Linked DNA regions of Homo sapiens: region 2 is linked to region 1. The links are chromatin loops, found by intact Hi-C in ENCODE. Cell type or tissue: CD4-positive, alpha-beta T cell. All regions are shown on one strand. Each heading gives the region's core, and the rest is flanking DNA. Links, peaks and the distances in the headings are about the cores only.

What was found. Peaks named below come from ENCODE experiments on the same cell type or tissue, not always from the same donor. Only the 100,000 strongest peaks of a DNase experiment are listed, where the experiment ranks them.
Region 2: it touches region 1 in a loop (5-fold over the local background); 37 of 110 quality-filtered maps call a loop at or near these places.

The regions. Positions count from the first base shown.
Region 1 is chr5:76,598,787-76,604,500 of GRCh38, reverse strand. It overlaps IQGAP2 (IQ motif containing GTPase activating protein 2), which reads right to left. Exons shown (of 36, transcript NM_006633.5): 11 at 3,529-3,689. Among named protein-coding and RNA genes, the nearest start is that of F2RL2, 22 kb to the left of the region's middle. In CD4-positive, alpha-beta T cell, for the core only: a CTCF peak has its summit at 2,855 (motif pointing left); a DNase peak (open chromatin) is centred at 2,830.
Region 2 is chr5:77,013,376-77,019,089 of GRCh38, reverse strand. No RefSeq gene overlaps it. Among named protein-coding and RNA genes, the nearest start is that of AGGF1, 14 kb to the left of the region's middle. In CD4-positive, alpha-beta T cell, for the core only: no CTCF peak of the experiment used is centred there; a DNase peak (open chromatin) is centred at 2,729.

The DNA of each region.
Region 1 (5,714 bases), core at 517-5,516:
GACCCAGTAATCCCATTATATGATTATAAATCATTCTACTATAAAGGCACATGTACCTGTATGTTTATGCGGCACTGTTCACAATAGCAAAGACTTGGAACCAACCCAAATGTCCATCAATGATAGACTGGATAAAGAAAATGTGGCACATATACACCATGGAATACTATGCAGCCATAAAAAAAAAGGATGAGTTCATGTCCTTTGCAGGGACATGGATGAAGCTGGAAACCATCATTCTCAGCAAACTAACAGGAACAGAAACCAAACAACACATGTTCCCACTCATAAGTAGGAGTTGAACAATGAGAACATGTGGTCACAGGGAGGGGAACAACAACATACACCGAGGCATGTCAGGGGGTGGGGAACTAGGGGAGGAATAGCATTAGGAGAAATACCTAATCTAGATGGTGGGTTGATGGGTGCAGCAAACCACCATGGCACTTGTATACCTATGTAACAAACCTGCATGTTCTGCACATGTATCCCAGAACTTAAAGTATAATAATAAAAAAAAATTTTTTTTAAAGTAACACAAGAGAACTCCACAGGCTTTTCCAATTGAGTATTTCTCTCCAGTACTGAAGTTACCAACTTTGGGAAATATTCCGTAGTTTCCCCAAACAGGTCAATGTCCTCTCCTCTCACTCCTCTCAGTTCTCTTCACCTCATCTATGGACAGACTAGTAAGGAGTCTACTAATCTAAGAGCCCTGGGAAGCTCTGAGAAGATCAGTAATCCAATTTAGTTCAGCAGATGTTTGTGAGCACTTACTACATGTAAAACATGGCAGGCACTACAGGAATATTAGGAGGAAAAAGGTGCAGCCTTTATGCTTTCAGACCAGTGGGTAAGACGACAAAAATTCCAAAAAGGTATAAAAGCAGAGCACAGGAAGGACCATTAAAGAGTCCATAAGAGTAGATATAATGGGGTTCAAAGCAAGAAGTGGAAGGAAACCCTTATTGGTGGAGCACCCTCCCTGGGACAGGCACTGAACCAAACACTAAATCCTCAAAACAGTTCTGCAAATGCAGAGTGGGGCTTTTGTTTCTTTTGTTTTTGTGCTTTATAGATGAAGGAAAAAGGCTTAGTTAGGGAGGGTCAATCTCAGATATTTTTGGTTCCAAGGCATATGCTCCTTTAACCACATCATGCTACCTCCCAGGAGAGATAACATCAGATGCTAGGGTGGGGAGAAGCACGGATATACCTCACAGAACATAATGTATGGTAGGCAGGGCTCAGAAGCTCCAATACTGTGTTTAGCTGAGCTGGGTAAAGGCACCAAGTTCCTGATGGTGAGAGGACCACGCATAGGAACACAGAGACCAGAAAGTACACTTGGACTTGGCTAAAGCACAAAATACGAGTAGGGATGGAGCTGGAGGTAAGGTCAGAGCAACATGCTTAGAATGAGAAGTCTGTTCTTAATTCGGATGTGAACAAGGAACAATCAAACAGAATTATGAATAGGGTTACATTTTAGAACAGTTAATCTGGGAACAGTGTATGCCCAAGGCTAATGTTAACCCATACAATACTTTTGTGAGAATTAGACAAAAGAATCTCTCTGGGCAAACACAGCCCCAAGAGTAGAAGCCACGGTGAACAGGGAGAGACTTTGCATGAATTTGTCAAGGTGGCCATGCACAGCACACTTGTGCTATGAAGAACCTGCACTCTATGGGGAGAGGCCCTGGACAGAGCCGTGTTTCTCAAACTTGATAATCTGCAAAACTGGGATTCCAAGATCCCAAGTTAAGATGCTGACTTTGGAAGTAAAATGCCAAGGCTGTAGAAGATCATTTGGGGCCAATACAAGTGTCAATACAAGAACCCAAGTGGGCCCTTAAATCCCATGTCAGTACTGGGTCTTCCAGATCCAGAATGTATTTAAATTAAAAAAAAAAAATCAAAACATTTTAAAAGTTCTTCACACAGAACACTCGAACTGTGAGGCTCCATCTGTAGGTCCCAGCTGGAAACTACAGGTATGAATATGGTTTTCAAATAGAATGGGACCACTTCTTTAAGGGTATTTGTAAATGAAGAAGCAGGCATTTTTGATAATCAGAATGGGTGAGTCAGGGGCTAATGTCATGTGGAGGACAGTTGCCAGGGATGCTAAATATGTGGAATAGTCTTGACAGTTATCTCACCAAGATGCCCCATTAGCCTGTAAGCTTCATAAGGGATTGACCGGGTCTGTCTTCTACTCTAGCACTGAGAAAGTATGGCAAAGCCTGGTTAGGTAGGAATGATTAATGAATGGGGAGAGAAAAGAAGTAGGATGACCAATTTAGGGGTTACTACAGAAGCAAAAGTGAGAAGTCTAAGTGAGGGTGGTTGCAGGGAAATGGAAACATCTTGCAGAGGTATAAGGCACATAGACTGGCTACTGACAGCAGGCTCTTTAGAGCACGAGGGTGCCCGGCTGAGGGCAGAGGGAAACTCAAATTGGGCTTCAGGTTTCTAAGCTTACAGGAGAGAATGGTGCCATTAACAAGTAACAGAAACAGTGGTGGTAGATATAAATTACCTTGGAAACACACTCTAAGGAGTCATATGAACCAGATGGCCAAATTTAAGTAGAACAAGAGAATTAGTTTCTCCAAAAAGACTAAAAACAAGGAAAACCCACCATCCTTCCATTACCTTTTGGCCATTCACTACATAGACAAGTGGTCAAATACCATTTGTTTAACCTAAGAAATCTCTGGTTTTTCCTTGGCAACTGTACATGACCCAAGAGAATTAGCCAACCTGCCTATTAGAGCCGTTCCAAAATCAGTAGCTGAAAAGAGCTTTTGTCAAGATCTGTGCAGACATCTCCCCCTGGTGGTTACAAGAATCCAAGATTCACTCATTTTAACTGGGGCTTTTATCTCAGCGACTCTCTCATCTGGCTCCCAATTCTGGCCATTTGATTTTCTCTCAAGATCCGCTATAGTGTTTTATAACAATGCTATCAGTTGTACTATCTGGTAGCACACTTCAGAAACATGAAATGAAAGATAAATGGATGTTGTTACCCACTGCCATGACCCACTGTGGTCTCAGGATTTCTTTGGCTTAATAATCAGAAGAGTGGAGTTTGGGGCCCAACTGCCCAATTTTAGGTCCATAACCCGGATTCTGTTTCTGCATCAGTGACATAAAAGAATTGGACTGGATGATTATTAAAGTTGCTTCCAACTCTTCTACATTCTGCGGTTTCCAAAAGACGCCCAAGGAAAGGTATGTTTCCAATAGTTCCTTTATTTTCAGCCTATCAAATAATCTTTGCCAACGACAAAGTCATTTATTAATTGCCACAGGATGATCACTTTCTGATTCTTCTTGTTCCCCAGAAGGAATACTGTAAACAAGGATACTAATTAGAAGGACTCTTAAAACAGACTAGTTTTCAAGAAACATGAGCATGGTATATGGATTTCTCCACCAACAGGCAAATTCCTCACTTTTAAGATCTGCCAAACATGCATTTCTGCATTGAAAGAAGGTTTGGAAAATGTTCCTTACCGTTCCACATATGCCTTGTCCAGATTGTTTAAGCCTATTGCGGGGCTTCTGAGTTGATTCTGCACAGACACAAGATCGTTGCTTTCCAAGGCCTGGTTTAGTAAAGCAACAGCAGACAACATTTCCACAGCAATCAAAAGCTCCTCGTGGGCCAAGTAGTTCTGTTGGAAAACATATGGCAACATAAGCTCCCCACACAACACACCTCATGTGCATGATGGAGGTTTACAATGCACATTTCAACAAACAACAAAAAGTCAAAGAACTTGATAGCTCAGCAGAAAGAGGAGTCGTGGCCACCTGCTTTCCACTGGCTTTAAGAACAGGTATATGGCTCCTGGGCTTTCATTAGATGATCATTTTTTGGGACTGGGTTGATTACAATGAAAAGTTACGATTCCACAAATATCTGCATTCCCATTGCTGATCCCTACTCCTAGCTATACTGGTTGCTTAAAGGCTCAGTCCAGCCATATAATTAAGCCAAGGACTAGATAACATTGTCACTGACTGAGAGTGCCAGGTAACATTTTAGCACAGCTAACGATTTCCAGTTTGAATTAAGGGTTAAGGGAAGGTTGGGAGAATTTCACTGAAAAGTTATAATCTGAAGCACAAAGCAAGGTCTTCAAACCAAGACTACTGATTTAATTCAAAAAAAGTTAAAGTGACATTTTCATAAATTTTAAAATAGAAATTTTAAAATACACTACCAGGTCAAGATATTTGAAGAAATCTGAGGTGATCTTTTGGTAAAGCAAGTAAAGCTCTCCAGGTTTTTTTGTTTGGTTTGGTTTGCTTTATTTTTATTATTATTATTTTTTGAGATGGAGTTTGGCTCTTGTTGCCCAGGCTGGGGTGCAATGGCACGATCTAGGCTCACTGCAGCCTCCGCCTCCCAGGTTCAAGCGATTCTTCTGCCTCAGCCTCCCAAAGTGCTGGGATTACAGGCATGAATCACCACACCTGGCCAGATCTCCAGGTTTATATGATTTAAAATCTGGATTTAGCTTATCCAAAAAAATACGTCTTAGATTTCAGAACACCCTTCCCCTTTAATATCTTCTTCCATTTAACCATTTTATATTATCTTGGCCCAACTTCAAAAGGAATATTTTTTTCATCATATTGAAGGGACATAAGGAGCAGGAGCATGAAAAAGAACCACTAAGGAAAAGCTGATACATATTTTACATTTAGGATATTACAGGTATTTAATATATAACATAATGTTCATCTTAAAATGCATTATTATATCTTTCTGGATCTCCACAGAAGTCTCGCAGCAAACTGATTTCAGAATAAAAAGGGATAGTTTAATCTTTCAAAGCAAATGGGAAGAAGGGGTTACCATCGAGAGCATGTAAGTAAATTTTATTTAAATATATTACATTAAATACAAGTTTAACATACAAAGTATCAAATTATAAGAGCAGAATGGAATCGTTTATAATTCACCTCCTCTATCTCTTTCAGTGACCTGTCCGTGGATACCTAAATTGGTTTACAGCAAAAAGGATAAGGAGAGAGGAAGAAGAAATGAGGTTGGACAGCCACAGGTTAACTATGGCCAGTTGAGGATGAATGAGTGTCCTCAAGCATAAGTAGCCTTGAGCTTCAGAGCCAGAGAAGTGGAAGAAAATATTAATGAGAGAACCTGAATGAAATTAAGAAAATAAGCTATTTTTCTTTTATTACAAATACTATATTTCTATTTAGGAAACATAGGGAGTCTTTTTAATTATTATTATTATTTTTGTAAAGATGAGGCCTATGTTGCCCAGGTTGGTCTTGAACTCCTGGCCTCAAGTGATCCTCCTGTCTCAGCCTCCCAAAGTGCTAAGATTACAGACAGGAACTACCACACTCAGCCAATACAGAAGTCTTAGTAAGCAAGAATAAGAAAACAAATGCTACCACTCAAGCTCTTTTGTGTATATCCTTTTATGTATTTTAAATTCATATATACATTTGCAGAGGTTTTGTCTTTATAACTGACTTCACTTTCTTTTTGCAAAAAACAAGATAATGCTATATATCTTAATCTTATTTTTCCCACTTAATATTAGTATGGATATCTTTTCCAGTCATTCTTTACATTATCATTTTTACTGGTTGCACATATTTCTCACATGTACAAGCACCATAAATGTTATTAATTTATAGGCAATCTGTTATTAATTAAA
Region 2 (5,714 bases), core at 255-5,254, 410 kb before region 1:
CAACATAAGGAGACAAATAATAATTTAAAAAATTTTAAAAATAAGCCAGGTATGGTGCTGCACTCCTGTGGTCCCAGCTACTTGGGAGGATCATCCGAGCCTGGGAGGTCAAGGCTGCAGTGAACCATGATCACCCCATTGCACTCCAGCCTGGGTGACAAAGCAAGGCTCTCTCTCTCTCTCACTGTGTGTGTGTGTGTGTGTGTGTGTGTGTGTGTGTGTGTATACATACATATGTGTGTGTTATATAACAATTATAAGTCATATAATTAATATAGTATCATTTTCCCTTAGATTCTGTCTGAAAGGAAAGGAATGGGTTCTGAGTCTGATGAACATCAGCCTATCAGAAAAGAACAAAAGACTAGAGTTTGAGGAAAAGCAAGAAGTACCCTAGAGAAGGTTAGGAGCTAAAGGAAGTAAGAATTTTTTCCAAGACCAAAAGGAAACAAGAGGATACAGTAAAGAGGAAACAGGGTCTGGGGCTGGGTTGGGCATTAGGAAAAGGTGTTCAAGAAGAGAGAGAGCGCATTGCCCAGGAAGAACTGGGTGGGCAGATCTGATAAGGGACCACCATGAGGGCTATTGGTGCTCAGGAACTGCTTGGGAGCTGGGCCATCAGCTGCAGTTGGCTCTACTTTCATTCATGGGAGTGTCACCCCTGCCTGCACCAGGGAACTCTGGTAACCATCCTCCCTTGGTGCCCACGAGGACTTCATTCCTCCAGCATCCTCCCCCACTGACTCATAGGAACACTCACTTCATCCCCAGTGAAGCTGGGGAGCCAGCTTCACTACCCAATGCACATAATACCCCAAGACACTCATGAACCGAAGGAGAGGGAGAGGACTGATGGAGTCCTAGATTGGACCCTCAGTGGAGTGGGTGTGAGGAAGCATCTCCCACCTGTACTTGGGGGTGGAGTAGGGTGCTGAATTAATCAAGAAATGTGAAAGCATTTAACTCTGTAGGAGTCTTCTCCTTTCCTCCCTTCCCTTTTTTCCCTGAGGTGGAGCAAGTTATTGACAATTCTCTTATAATATAAAATATTTAAAAATATAAGAAAGGAAATTAAAATGATTCGAAGGAAACATTGGAATGCCACAACTACATATTTACCTTCTTGCTGTTTCAAGGAAGATCCTGGTCATGATCCCATCGTTTATTGATATGTACTTCTCGCCGTGTGTTAGTTCATGAGGATTCAATCTGAGATCATGATGAGTAAATATTTAATTACCAAAGTTATAGATTAGTTTCTTGGAACAGTCTCCTGATGAGCAAGGACAGAATGTAAGCCTAACAACTTCTTTATTATCATCATACACTTATTAAATATAGTCATGGCATTTCATTTGGCATTGAATATGTCTGCATATAAAATAGCCATGAACAAATTAAGATTCATCTGAATGTGTACCAAAACCCTAGAAGAGAAAGACAAAGTTGGATGCTTATGTAGCTCATTAGGGTTACAGAGGATTCCAAATAGTATAGAATTAACTTGATAAATGGGTGAAATGCTTTAGTTGTAACACAGACATGTGTTATGTAGTAAAGTAACAACTTCTAGACAGAGACACGTTAACTAAATCTCAGTTCTGTTACCCACATTAGCTGTGTGACTTTAGGCAAGTTACTTAAGCGCTCTGTGTTTCAGGTTTCCTCATATGTCAGATGGAGATTAAATAATAGAGTGGAAAGCTCTAAATTTAGAACCTAGCACATAGCAAGTTTGCAATGAATATTAATTATTGTTGTTCTGTTTTATAAATAGTGTTTGCTACATGCCAGGAGCTGGTTTAATTACTTTTCAAAAATAATTATTTATGTGCTAGGCACTGTTTTAAGCACTGTATTGATATTAACTCATTTAATTATCATAACAGTCTTGTGGGATAGGTATCATCATCATCATCACCATCATCATCATCATCACCTCCATTTCACAGAGAACAAAAATGAAGTCCAGAGATTAAGTAACTTGCTTAAGATAATACAGCCAGAAAGAGTCAGAGCTGGGATTCAAATTCAGACAGTCTGCTTCCAGAGGCAGTGCTCTTAATTCACATGTTACTGTCTCATCATCGTCATCATCATGAACCATAAATTCAGGTTTATGCATCAGCATGAGGCATTAATGTATACATGTTATTAATTGATTATTAAAGTTTTATCTACACAATAGATGGTTTAATATGATGCGTACATTATTCTTGTAAACTAAATTACATTTTAAGTGCAAAAGTGGGCTTGCTAATGAAAAAGTAGATATAGAACCATTCTAGAAAGCTTAAAAAGATTAATAGGAGCACAAATCTGCAAGGAAAGTTAGAGTTCATTGACAGTTCCCTGTCTTTTTATAGGATGGCCAACAGATCATTCTATTAATACATCCTACTTGCCTCTCAAGTTATTATAATGACCAAATGTGAAAGCGCTTTGTAAACTGTTTTTTAAAAACAAAGCTCTGTAGAAATGTAAGCTATAATGACCTGTCTTTTATACCCTACAAGATTCAGAACAGTATTCATTTGTGTGACATATACATGCATTCACATCCTTGGGAAATTTCTCAAGGGATATATAACATTCTGTCCATGTTGGCTACCACTGGAGAAGTGGGATTTCTGCTCTGACAGGGACTTCATTTCTCTCAGATCCTTTTTACTGAGACCAAATGACGTCTTGAAGAAGTAACACAAAACACAATTGACCAGAAGGTGGCAATAAAGCATTGACATTTTCAAAAGGTTTCAGGCACAAGTTTAAGGACTAACACGGTATTGTCTATCTGAAGAGCCAAAATGTTGCCTGGAGCTTCTAATGGTCCACATTCTGGGCCTGATGTTCTTCAGATGATTATGGAATTAGAGGCCTGTGTTCAACTATGAGGAGCAACTCCCCACCTTCCCACCATCACCCCAGGTGTCCCTACCCTGGAGGAGCCCAGACAAGAGGTGACTTGAATGTAGTGAGATAAATGCCAGTGCCAGGAATGCGCAGGGAGCTCCAGGAATGCTCAGGGTGCTCCAGGAGCAGGACTATTTATCTGAAGAGTATGTCCCCATCTTGGGGCATTATGGGAGGAAATTAACATGAAACTAAGAATCCCCACTTGAGTTAACTTTATTGTGTAAGTGGAATGATTATTGTGATAGTGTAATTATGTTATTTTTAATCCTTTGGTGAAGTTTTCCTATGTACCCATTTTACTGCATCTAGCAATGTGATGTCTTCTTGTTCTTCATCTAAGGAATGGGAAAGAATGTCGGGAGAAACGGGTGTACTCTTTAATTTGGTCCCCCACACCTTCTATCTCAGGTAATCAAAGAAGAGGATCCTAAGAAGACTCCCTTACTTCTGGGAGGTGCACATTAGTGCTGGATAGAGTAGGCTGGGCCCAGGTTTGTTAGAGAAAAAATCATTCTGACCCTTATTAACATGGTAAGGAGGATCCTAATCAGAACTATTGCAATAGGTAAAAGTGTCAAGACCATTGCAATAGGGGAGAGAGACTGGGTTCAACACTGAATACGACAAGAACAAGTGGAGATTTACAGCCAAGGAGCAGGTTGGGAGTAATGGTGGATGGAAATTTACTAAGAAGAGAAATCAAAGACGGGGCATTCTTGCTAGAGTGGCCAAACAAGGCTCTTGCTGAGGGCAGGAAAGGCTGATGAGATATCAAGGGTAGGGTATGAGGAATTTGATTGACATCAACAGCGATCAAATATTGAGGGTGGGGGATTCTCTCTAAATTGACTTTGTGGGATTCTTGTGAAAACTGGGCTATGCACGTTGAGGCCTAGTTGAGAAGAGGGCTCAGGAGAGATTGACTAAAGTTTGGTCAAGGAGAGAGTCTTTGTTAGGTCCAAATGTACAGAGAGCATCAATACCTTATTTTATTATTATTATTTTTTGAGACAGGGTCTTGCTGTGTCACCCACGCTGGGGTGCAGTGGTGTGAATTCGGTTCACTGCAGCCTTGACCTCCCAGGCTCAAGCAATCCTACCACCTCAGCCTCCTGAGTAGCTGGGATCATAGGGAAGCACCACTGTGCCTGGCTAATTTTTGTATTTTTACTACAGATGGGCACTTGCCCTATTGCCCAGGACAGTACCTTAATTTAATGCAGAATCTGCTTCATAAACTGGCAGAGTTTTGATCTTCTGCCAAGTGGCTAGACAGCCACAGAGATTCAGTGGGAATATGAATGTTTGTATATTTTGCCATATATATTTTATTCCAATATAAAATTGTTAGAGAATTTATTTGCATAAACTTATAAGAACATGTGTTTGGGTACTTCTCTTTAACAGCACAGTTCTTACTTCAATTAATCTGTATATATTGATAAGCAATGTACCTCACCTGTGTTATGGCTGTGTTGCTTTTGCTGGGAACTTGAAGAACCAAGCGTGTTTATGGGAGACGTGTAGGCTGGCTTACACCCTGACTTTCAAAAACCAGGTTAATCCTTAGCTCTTTAGCAGTTCTAACTAGGATGATACAATAGCTGGAAGATTAAAATATAATTAAATAGTAATCCATAGCCTTCTGAAGACCCTTATTTAAAAAAAAAAAAAAACCACAGAACAAAGACGTGCTAAGTATCTTCAAGTTTTTATGGGGTTTAAGTATGCACATGCTTATTAAACTCTTTCTGTGTCATTAACTTTGTAGGTGCCATTCTCTTTTTTCTTTTTTTTTAGAGATGGGGTCTTACTTTGTTGCCCAGACTGGAGTGCAGTGGTGCAATCATGGCTCACTGCAGCCTCAAACTTCTGGGCTCAAGCAATCTTCCCACATCAGCCCACCTAGTAGTTGGGACCACAGGTGAATGCCACCATGCCTGGCTAACTTTATTTTTTTATTTTTTATTTTTTTAGAAATGGAGTCTTGCTATATTGTCCAATCTGGTCTCAAACTCCTGGGCTCAAGCGATCCTCCCACCTCAGCCTCCAAAAGTGCTGGGATTACAGGTGTAAGCCATCATGCCCAGCCTTGTAGGTGTCATTTTCAGTGATGGCTAATGTGAATGTAATATTGGATAATTCAGGAATTAACGCATACTGATGTAGAGAAAAGTGGTATGTGAAGCTGTGTCTGCATCTTGTGCTCACTTGTCAAATTGAATAATGTTAGCTACAGCATTATATCACAGACAAAAGACAATAATTACAAAACAGCAGACAAAGGAGCTTTAATTAATCACAGCAGATGATACCGGTGAACCAATTCATTTGAAAACATGTAACTTGTATAATTTATCCTCCCTTCCTATATGAACCATGCCATTGGCTCACCAAATGATAGATGAAGGGAAATTTCTCTTTATAGAAAGATTTCAAGTGATAAGTAAAGAAGGAATGGTGGAATTAGAATATCAGCATTTCATAGCCCCTAATAAATTAATGGACCTAAATATCAATCATCAATATCTGCAAACCAGATATTATGTGTCTCTTGACAGAGGCCCATAACAATACCTACAAATTTGTCCTGCCCCAGAATTCTAAACTGAATCTGCACGCAAGCCTCTACCAATTTATAGGAAGTCAAATATTCTCACTTGAATGGGCATATCTCAGGTTTGATCATATAATTTGAGGACCTGGAGGTGGCCAAAGGGTTGTGGAAAAGCACATGTTCCCATTCTTCCAGCTTGATCCCTCTCAGAGATTTTTGACATGACTAAGAGGTTACCCAC